2 separate regions of the Homo sapiens genome follow, and region 2 is linked to region 1. The links are chromatin contacts, found by Hi-C in ENCODE. All regions are on one chromosome and are shown on one strand. The core of a region is the stretch at or near the end of the contact, and the rest is flanking DNA. Distances in the headings are between cores, read along the strand shown. Region 1 holds the start of OR56A1 (olfactory receptor family 56 subfamily A member 1). Region 2 holds the start of HPX (hemopexin).

The links. A loop is a pair of places that touch in the nucleus more often than their neighbours do. Pooled maps may share reads with other maps.
Region 2: a loop to region 1 is called in a map of prostate gland, with 5 times the contacts of the local background. The contact joins the promoter of HPX here to the promoter of OR56A1 in region 1. A Hi-C loop is called at or near these places in 2 of 168 maps with a recorded cell type or tissue (ovary and prostate gland), 1 of 37 single-sample maps with no recorded cell type and 18 of 50 pooled maps.

The regions. Positions count from the first base shown.
Region 1 is chr11:6,027,671-6,032,864 of GRCh38, reverse strand. OR56A1 (olfactory receptor family 56 subfamily A member 1) reads left to right here and starts at 2,107. Exons shown (of 2, transcript NM_001388488.1): 1 at 2,107-2,163; 2 at 5,139-5,194. The coding sequence starts at 5,173. The region is part of intron 1 of LOC107984303 (a long non-coding RNA gene); the gene reads right to left.
Region 2 is chr11:6,438,766-6,443,779 of GRCh38, reverse strand. It overlaps HPX (hemopexin), which reads left to right and starts at 2,793. Exons shown (of 10, transcript NM_000613.3): 1 at 2,793-2,899; 2 at 3,050-3,108; 3 at 3,242-3,313; 4 at 3,494-3,615. The coding sequence starts at 2,817. RefSeq lists an enhancer at 356-425.

The DNA.
Region 1 (5,194 bases), core at 858-3,357:
AAAACAATTCTTACCAACATTAGGAGCAAGTGGATCATTTTATGTTTATATTAGGAAAAGGAGAAGACCCATTAAGTCAGAAACCTAGCACAGGGCTTTTTCATCAAGTAAGTGGGTGAATCTTGGGGGGCACCTGTGAGCAGTGGCATAAATAGATCCCTGAGTTCCATCATGTATTCTGTGCCATGCCCCGCTTCCCTCTAGTCCACCAGACAACCCCCCTGTGGCTACCCTTTACAACACTGATCAGAACTGCCCCTCAGCCCACTGAAACTGTGGTTAATTCTCCTTTCTCATTCTTCCTCCTTAAAATTTTCTATCTATGTTAAACACCAGGGCCAGTAATGCCAAAATATTTTTCAGTGGGCTTTTATTAAGAATCTATGGGGTGTTAGAGAATGTAGTATGTACAAATGGAAAAGTACCCTTTATCTGCCCTCTATTTCACAGCAGAGTGGAGGGAGATAGAGAGGTACAAAAACAACATGCTAAGGTTTACAGATAAAATTTATTAATAGTAGAAGTGGCTTCCTCAGTGAAGTAGCTACCTCAATTATCTTACTTTCCTTCTGAATATTTACTCTTTCCCTGAACATATAAACATACCACAGTATCTTTCATTTCCGCCTTGCTTTTTCTTCTATTATAAGTTTGAAATGGACTTTAGCTACACAGTCAACTTTCCCCATCTACACTTCCTCACTTACTAGTTCTCCAGCTCCCTTCATTCTGGTTTCTGTTGCTACCAGTCAAATGAATCTCTCTTGGCCAGGTTACCAATGACACACCCTTATTATAATATTTAATGAATATTCACTGTCCTTATGTTATTGAACTTCTACTTGACTAACAAGTTAGTAAAACCCTTCTTGAAATTTTCCCCTTGGTTTTTTCTGGGGCATCTTATTCTTAAGATTTTCTTTATACCTTTCTAGCCCTTCCATTTATGTCTCCCTTTTCTTTTTCCACCCCTTCAATGTTACTATTTTCTAGGGTTCCAATCTTAGCCTTGTGCTATTCCAACTCTACAGGCTATGTTCTAATGCTTTCTGAATTTATGTCCTAAACTACGATCCTTCTAATTTTCTCAAACTCTTCAGTTTGAAACAGCCGAAAACAAATCTATGTGTGGCGATTATAAACACCTCGTTCTTGACATATCCCAGTACACACTAATCTTACTCATTTAGCTGTATTTTACATCTTGGTGATGCAACTTATTTACTCAAGCTAGTAAACCGGGGGTCACTCTGGGCTTCTCACCTATTTTCTCCTTTAAAACAAATCTGTCAATAAGTTCTGTCTATATGACTTCTGGAAGATTCACCTTCTTCCCATCCTCAGTGCCTCAGCCTTTGTTCAGTTGCACGTCACTTCTCACCTTGGCTATTGCGGCCGCCATTCTTTCTATTTCTGCTCTCTTGCCTTACCCAAGTTCATGCATAATAATGTGTCCAGAGTGATCTTTCTGTACGTACCCTAAATCTGGTCATGTCTCTCTTCTAATGGAAATATTTTTTTCCATTTCTTTTCATCCATATGACTAGTTCTAAAATCTTCAGCATAGAAAATGTACTTAAGATCTGGCTTTTTCTTTTATCAACTCCATTTTTGGCTCTTTCTTTCAACTCCTCATCCTTTTGGCTCCAGTCAGATTAAATATTGCATAGAATTTCCTTCCAAAGTTATTCTCAGACTCATCTCCATGCTTTCACATAATCCATTTTTTATATCTTCAATACACTACACAGATTTAATGCATGTAAATCCTCCACATCTATTGAAATAAAACTCAGCTAAGTTGTTAGCAGCTTTAGGAAAGCTTCTCTTTTCCTCTAGGGTTGAGTTCAGAAATTTTCCTTTGTGCCTTCCTATTATTCTGCTCATATGTCTAATTAACTCACTCTACAAATATTTTTAGCCATTTCATGTCAAGCACTGGGCTAATTGATGTTATTTTCATGGCATGAAATGTCTAATTGGGCATTGGAAGAAGGAGTATGTAAGCAACTTATCATATAAATGTATAACTACAGATGATGAGGATGGTTCAAAGTACTACAGAAACATAAAATAGGAGGACTTGATCTTGTGTAAAGGGGGTTAGAACAAACCTCTCAGAGAAGAGAGTATTTGAATTGAGATGTAAAGGATGAGGAGAAAGTAAGTGTTGTGTAGAAGCATAAGATGCACAGCCTTCCAAGAGAAGTGGGATCAGAAAGCTCATGTAACGTTCGAAGATCTGAAAGGACGGTGTGGCTGAAGCTCAGGGAGCAAGGGAGATGGGGTGTTAGATGGAACTGGAAAATGAGGAAGGAGGTAGATAATATATGGCATTGCCTGCTTTCCTTCCTCCCCTCCCTCCCTTCCTCCTTCCTTTTCCTTCCTTCCTTCCTTTCATAATGTAGTCAGTTAACTATGTGTACCTAGCAATCTATCTATACCCTGTTTATATAGTGATGATAAAAGAAAAACCACACATGGTTTCTTCCCTCATGAACTTATGGTCTCATGAAGTTCAAGTAAAAAATTTCCTTTTTATAATATTAGCAATGAGAAGCCACTGAAATATTTTAATCAGATGACTGGTAATATTTATATTTAAAAACATTTCCTTGATTTCAATGTAGAGAATGGTTTATAAAGAAACCTAGACTGCATTAGGAGGCAATATTTACTTTTTACTCGAGGTAATAGTACTTGGATGGTGAGAGTGGATATGGAGAAGTGGATGGATTCCAGGGCTAATTAAAAGGGAAAATGACATGTCTTAGTGGTTTCATCATGTACTTCGTATCATTTTCAATGGGTAGAATAAATGTTCAAGACATTTTCTGGGCGCTGGCTTCTAAAACTGACAAATATTTACACCAGTCACTGAGATGCTGGCAAAAGACCAGGTTTTTAAATTTTGGACTTGGTGAGCTTTGAATATCTTTGGGAAACCCAGGTTGATACATAAAGTAGGCTTCTGGAGAGGTCTAAGTAAGAAACATAATTCAGTAATTTAGTAATAGAGATGGTAATTGTCTAATGACATAGACAAGATAAAAGAAGTGGAAGAAGGGAAAACAGAATATCAGAGAGGAAAGAAGAAAAGCGAAGAAAATGTAGGACTGAAGCTTTAAACTGACGTCAAGGTAGTGGATGATGGATGTGTTCGAGAAAATGAGAGGGAGTGACCAGGAGGTACAAGGTAAACTAGAAGTCTGTGATATATGAATTAGGCCAAAGAGAGTGTTTCAAGGAAGAGGATTTGATCAACTGTTTCAACAAGATTTAACAATAGGGAAGCTGTAGGTGATTTCTGAGAGCTATTTTGTGGAACTAATGGAGATGGAAGCCAAATTGAAGTGAGTTGTGGAATGGATGTAAGGTGAGGGAATGGAGACAGTGAGTGTAAATGCTTGTGAGAGGTTTGTGCATGAAGGGAAGGGGAGAGTTAGAGAAAGAGCCAGAATTCAAAGCTGGGAGAGATGGGATCAATTCTTGAAGATGGACAGATTATTTATTTTAATGAAAGGAAACAAGAAAAGGATGAGAGTATATACACATTATTTATAAGTCTTACAAAATTTTATATAAATTTATAGGATCAAAGTGCAATTTTGTTCCATGCATAGATTGTATAGTAGTTAAGTCAGGGCTTTTAGGGTATCCATCACCTGAATGATGTACATTATTCTCATTAAGTAATTTCTCATTATCCACCCCCTCTCACCCGCCTCACCCTTCTGAGTCTCCATTGTCAATCATTTCACTCTCTACATCTATATGTACACATTTTGAACACATACTTATGAGTGAGAACATGCAATATTTGTCTTTTTGTGTCTGGCTTGTTTCATTTAAGATAATGGCCTCCAGTTCTATCTACGTTGCTGCAAAAGACATGATTTCATTCTTCTTAATAGCTGAGTAGTATTCCATTGTGTGTATGCCATATTTTCTTTATCCTATCATCTGTTGTTGAACTCTTGGGTTGATTCCATATCTTTGCTATTGTGTATAGTGCTGTGATAAACATACCAGTACAATTATCTTTTTGATATATCGTTTTCTTTTCTTTTAGGTAGATACCTAGTAGTAGGACTTTTGGATGTAAGGGTAGTTCTATTTTTATCTCTTTCAGGAATTTCCATACTGTTTTCCTTTGAGGCTGTACTAATTTACATTCCCACCAATTGCATATAAAAGTTCCCTTATACATGTTGGCATCCTTGCAAATATCTGTTATTTTTTGTATTTTTGATAATAGCCATTCTGACTAGGGTAATATGTATCTCACTATGATTTTAGATTTGTAGATTTTATTTTGAAAAGTTGAGGAAAATTTTACTGATTACTTTCTACTTTCTCCATGACGTGGTATTTGATGTCACCTTCTGAAAGAAGTAGAGTTTCAGGTTTGAAAAAAATGAAGACATTTGGGAAATAATTTTTTCTAGAGGAGAAAGTTGATTAGGGAAGATTTGTAGGGTGCAATATTTATTGAAGGCACATTTAAGGTTAATGATCACAAATTTATAGTAAAACTAGCCTCTTCTTTCCTTTTTTTTTTTTCAGTTTTATTCCAGGAGCACTAGGATGTTCAGGCTCAGGTTGTGGGAAATGAATAGTTATATTCATATAGATTGAAGTTTTAGCAAAGGGATGACTTAATCAAATTTATATTCTATTTTCTTCTAGTATACCATGAGTTTGGGTAAGAGATGTAACAAAAATATCCATCTCAAATTATATTGGTGTATAGTAGAAAGCAAAGACCTAATTAAAGCTATTTTTCTCCAAAATGATTTATTAAAAAACTTATCATCTACCATTGCTTTTCTTACACTGGTAACATACTGGCCTAATTTGTTGCGTGTTTGTAATATGTTTTAACATATAGTGAGGTTACTGCCTGTCACTACCCTTTTTTTTTTTAAACTTCATAGGTTTTTCATTCATTCATTTTTCTTCATAGACCACACCATTATTTATCAAGTCTCACAATTCTACCTTTAGAATATTGGCTGAAATTTGCCTTACTTGGCAAAAGTGAACTACCTATCATTGGCTTCCTAAAGAGTAAGTGAAAGGGATACTTTTCAAAGCAATTTGTAAAAATAACCTCTTGTATCTGCCCATAAACATAGTCATCAGAAGCCTACTCAGCTCATGATTCAGCCTATGGCGTCACCCAGCAACAGCT
Region 2 (5,014 bases), core at 1,544-4,043, 410 kb before region 1:
GGGCAGCAAGGTTTGCAGAAGAAGGGAAAGAAGCATAGAAGGGTGTGTACCACTAAGGATGCACAGCCAGGGCTGAGAGGAGTGTGGGACAAAGGCTGTGGAGAGCTAGTTTCAGAGAGGAAAAACTCCTGGGCTCTGGCCTCTAGTTGAAGGGCGGGAGTGCACTGATTCCTGCGGCCTGCAGGGGGTGCTCAGGCCCAAGTACCGACAAGCTTCTTTCCTCAGCCCCAGTAGGAAGCCTGGGAAGGACCCAGGACCCACAGAAGGGGCCTCCTGTAGTGAGGGGAAGAGAAGCAAGGCTGCTGAGTCTTGACTACCCTGAGAAGTCTTGGCTTGTACCCTGTGACCAACACCAGGGTGGCCAACATATCCACAGCCCTGGGTTCCCAAATGTGTACAATGTTCTACTTTCAACTCCTGCCCAAAACTTGAACTTCAACCTGGACTGCCTGCAGTGCAGATGACTCTGCTGGCCTAGTCCCTGGGTGGAGCAGGAGGATCCAGTAATGGTTTCTAAGCCATTCTCGGGTACACAGGTGAATTAGGAAGCAACAGGGAAAAGGGACCATAAAGTAGTATTCTGGGATAGATGGATCCGGGGTGCTGTGAGGGGGACCACACCAGGTGTGTGGGGAAGGGGTCAAGCTGAAAAATGATCATCCAGTATATGTGCTGTATGCCCTCAGACAGCCCTGTTAGGCCAGAAGGAGACTGCACCCTTGGACTGGCAAGTCAGTGCAAGGCCCTGCTAATAGGACTATTGAAGACTCTCACTATGGGTTTTCTGTGGGGTGTTTGTTTCTTGGGGTGAAAGCTTCCCTCTCCCCAGGCAGGCCCAGCAAAATCTGTAGGATTCAGACAGGGTTCTGACAGCTGAAGACAAGTTGTTGAGGAAATTCCTGATGGAGGATCATGGGGTGCTCAGGAGGGAGAATATAAGGTTTCAGAGGCTGAGAGGGAAAGAAAAGGTGAGGGGGAGTCTTAGAATAGTGGCTCCCATTGCCCAACACCCAGAAAGAAGACATGCCCTGCAATGGGGAGAAGGTGAGTATGAGACATTGGCTGTAGCAGCGATGGCATTGCCCAGGCTGCCAAGGACTCAGAGAGTCCAGCCTTGCCCACTGACCTATGAGGAGGGAATGATGTTCACAGCACATTTTCATTCGTAAGTCAGGAGAGGACATTGAGCCTGATGGCAGAGGCCTGGTGACATGTTGTTCCAGAGGTTCCGGAATGTGTGTTTTCCTGTTGGAAGGAAACTTCGCAGAGTAGAAAAGGGATCTGAGACTTTTGGTAAGATTATATATGGGACTGTCAGGGGTCTGGAGCCATCTGTGAGGGATCAGGGCCCTTTCAGCCTTGGCTAGGGAGCAGGGGTCCTGGAACTTCATCCTGGCCCATAGCTGAGTCTGCCCATAATTCTTTTCTGACTCACTAGGCAAATCTCACACAGAAATGGGGCAGCTTTGGGAGTGGGCCCAGGAAGTACTGAGGATAGCAGGTGAGATCCCAGGAAGAGATGGATGTGGGGCCGAGACACTGGAGAGAGAAACAGGACTGTCAGATAAAGGGCGTCTGTGACTCCTAGATCTCATTATGCCTACTACCATAACCTACCCCCAATTCCTAATATTCTCCTACCCTAGAGGGGGGGAAATTGTCAGAAATTTGGCTGCAACACTAGCAACACTACTCAGTACTTGAAATGCATTTTTGCATTTTTTTCATTCAACAAATATTTCTGGAACAACTCTTATATGCCAGGCACTATTTTAGGAGTCAGGGATATATAATGGTAAACAAGACAGGCAAAACAAAGCAAAGCAACAACAACCATCACCAGATAAGTAGACAGATGAAAGAATTTCAAGTTTTAGTAAGTAAAATAAAACAAGCAAGGGTCTGAAATGGCTAGATAAGGTGGTCAAGAAAGGCTTCATTGAGAAGGTAGCATTTAAGCAGGAGTCAGCTAGAAATATTGTGAAATTCCAGTTACAGTTCTATTTGTTCTGGGTTGGTTAAATAAAGCTTTTTCCCCCAAGGTGGAAACTACCAAGAAAGACTAATTACTAGTAGTGGTGGTGCTCTCTGGAAGAGAGACACCTCCTGTTTCTGCCTCATTACTGTCAACCCTTCACTTCCAGGCACTTTTTGCAAAGCCCTTTGCCAGTCAGGGAAGGCGAGAGGCTGGGCATGGGGCTTGGACATTTGACAACAGTGAGACATTATTGTCCCCAGACTCACTAGCCCAAGGGTAAAGCTGAAGAGGCTTGGGCATGCCCCAGAAAGGCCCCTGATGAAGCTTGGAAAAAGCTGTTCTCTGAGTATTTCTAAGTAAGTTTATCTGTGTGTGTGGTTACTAAAAGTAGTAAGTATTGCTGTCTCTAGCTGCCTTAGAGCAGGGCTTGACACAGTACACAGCAATATTAGTTCCCTCCTTTTCTCACCTCCCCCATTGTGGAGATAAACTCAATCACAAAAGGTGATCCTCAGTCTACTCACTTCCCTGACTTATGGATGCCTGGACCCATTGCCAGTGTGAGAGTCACAGCTGGACGTCAGCAGTGTAGCCCAGTTACTGCTTGAAAATTGCTGAAGGGGGTTGGGGGGCAGCTGCCGGGAAAAAGGAGTCTTGGATTCAGATTTCTGTCCAGACCCTGACCTTATTTGCAGTGATGTAATCAGCCAATATTGGCTTAGTCCTGGGAGACAGCACATTCCCAGTAGAGTTGGAGGTGGGGGTGGTGCTGCTGCCAACTCTATATAGGGAGTTCAACTGGTCACCCAGAGCTGTCCTGTGGCCTCTGCAGCTCAGCATGGCTAGGGTACTGGGAGCACCCGTTGCACTGGGGTTGTGGAGCCTATGCTGGTCTCTGGCCATTGCCACCCCTCTTCCTCCGTGAGTAAAGCTGGGACTAGAAGCGAAGGATTGAGTTCTGGGCTAGGGTAAGGTAGGGCCAGTTTTTAGGCCTCGGTCAAATTTGGGGTCAGGGGCTATGGGAAAGGGATCGGTCCCAATGGATCAAGATATCTATTTTGTTCTCCCTAGGACTAGTGCCCATGGGAATGTTGCTGAAGGCGAGACCAAGCCAGACCCAGACGTGACTGGTGAGGCCCTGACTCCCTAAGTCTGTCTTATCTGTCTGGTTGTGTCTCTGCATTTTATCACCTTCTGGTTTTTTTTTTTTTTTTTTTTTTTTTTTTTTTTTTTTACTTTGCCATCTCCCTACCTCCACCCCAGAACGCTGCTCAGATGGCTGGAGCTTTGATGCTACCACCCTGGATGACAATGGAACCATGCTGTTTTTTAAAGGTAGGAGGGACTGAGGTTAGGGCGTTTAGGACCTTAGACTTACTCTCCTTCACAAAGGGTGTCCCTGTCTGTGGGAGGTCTTAGGAATTATCTGATGGTATCACTGACAGCTTCTCTCAAGCTATCTCAGTAGGTCAAAGGTTTCTCACTGGGCCCCTCAGTGAGTGTGGGTTTTTTCAGGGGAGTTTGTGTGGAAGAGTCACAAATGGGACCGGGAGTTAATCTCAGAGAGATGGAAGAATTTCCCCAGCCCTGTGGATGCTGCATTCCGTCAAGGTCACAACAGTGTCTTTCTGATCAAGGTACTGCTGGGCCAAAATCAGGGCCAGGCTGGAAAGGGCTGGAATCGACACTGGGGACCCTTCCCCCAAATGGCCTTGGCATGGAGCCCATAGCAATAGGTAGCAGATTTCTTTCCCATGTGCCCTCCTTTCCTGTAAAAGCTTGGGCTAAGGGAGTGTGCATGCGTGTGGGCCTGGCAGGTGCACCATCCAGTGGCTGTTCTTCAGTCCTAGTCTTAGTTCTACACCGCTCTGCTGTACCTCACACTGCTGGCCATCCTTTTTTTCTCTGGCAATTGCTTCCCTTGCCTTCCATGACCCTGTATCAAGTCCTCTTCATAGGGCAAGGCAAGTTGTTCCCAACACAATGGCACCTGGCTAGAAGAGCATGTGGAGCATGAAATCCAGTCTGCTGTGCTCACCAAGTCCCATGTGACCCAGGCTGTGTCTGCTCAGAGGAAGGGGTGCCTTTTCCTACCTTGCCAAAGGTGCTGTGTGGTTGGGGAAGTCCTGACTGTCGGCTTTGTTTTCCCTCCTGCCTCTTTTCTCTCTCTTCTCAAATGTCTCATTCTATCTCAACCAGTTCCCTAATGTTCCTTGGGGATCCATCCTAGCCTTTCCATATACCTTCCCTCAGTGATCTCAACCATCACCTTGGCTCTGAGGAATATCTATGCTGTGGACACTGGATCTAGATCTACTTTCTGAGCTCCAGACATCTCTTTCCAATTGTATGTTCTACAGGCACCTAAAATTCAGCATCCCCCAAACTAAGCTTTGCATCTTCTTTACAAACCAACCTTTCCTCCTGTGTTTCCTGTTTCAGTAAATGACCCCAAAATGTGCCTGATTACTACAAACCAAGTGCACACAGGGTCTCATGATCTGGGCCTTGGTTATCTTCTCAGGTTTATCTCCTCCCCTGCCACATTCACTGTGTGCCAGCCATACGAATCTACATGAGGTTGGAGCACACTGCTTCCTCATGTTTGGGCTCTGCATGCTGCTCCCTCTGCTGGTAACACCCTTTCCTCACTTGTCAACCTGGAAAATTCCTGCTGATTTTTCAGCTCTTGGGCCCAATGCTTCCTCTTTGGTGTGAAACCTTCCACAACTTCTCTAGGCAGACTTAGGCACTCTGTCTATATTCTCAGTGCACTCTTTACACTACACCTTGGTAGTTGCATGGCTAGGATTGCAGGAGTCCTTTCTGCTTTTGTACAGTGAACTTCCTGAAGTGAAAGACAGAGTCTTGTTATCCTCAGTGCCTCTCACAATGCCTGGCATATAGTAGTTATTCAGTGACTGTTTCTTGGATGAATGAATGAATGAATAAATAAATGAAGAAATGAATGAAGAAATAACGTATGGGTGATTGCAGGATGAACAGTTGTGGATATGTTTGTCAACACTGATAGTG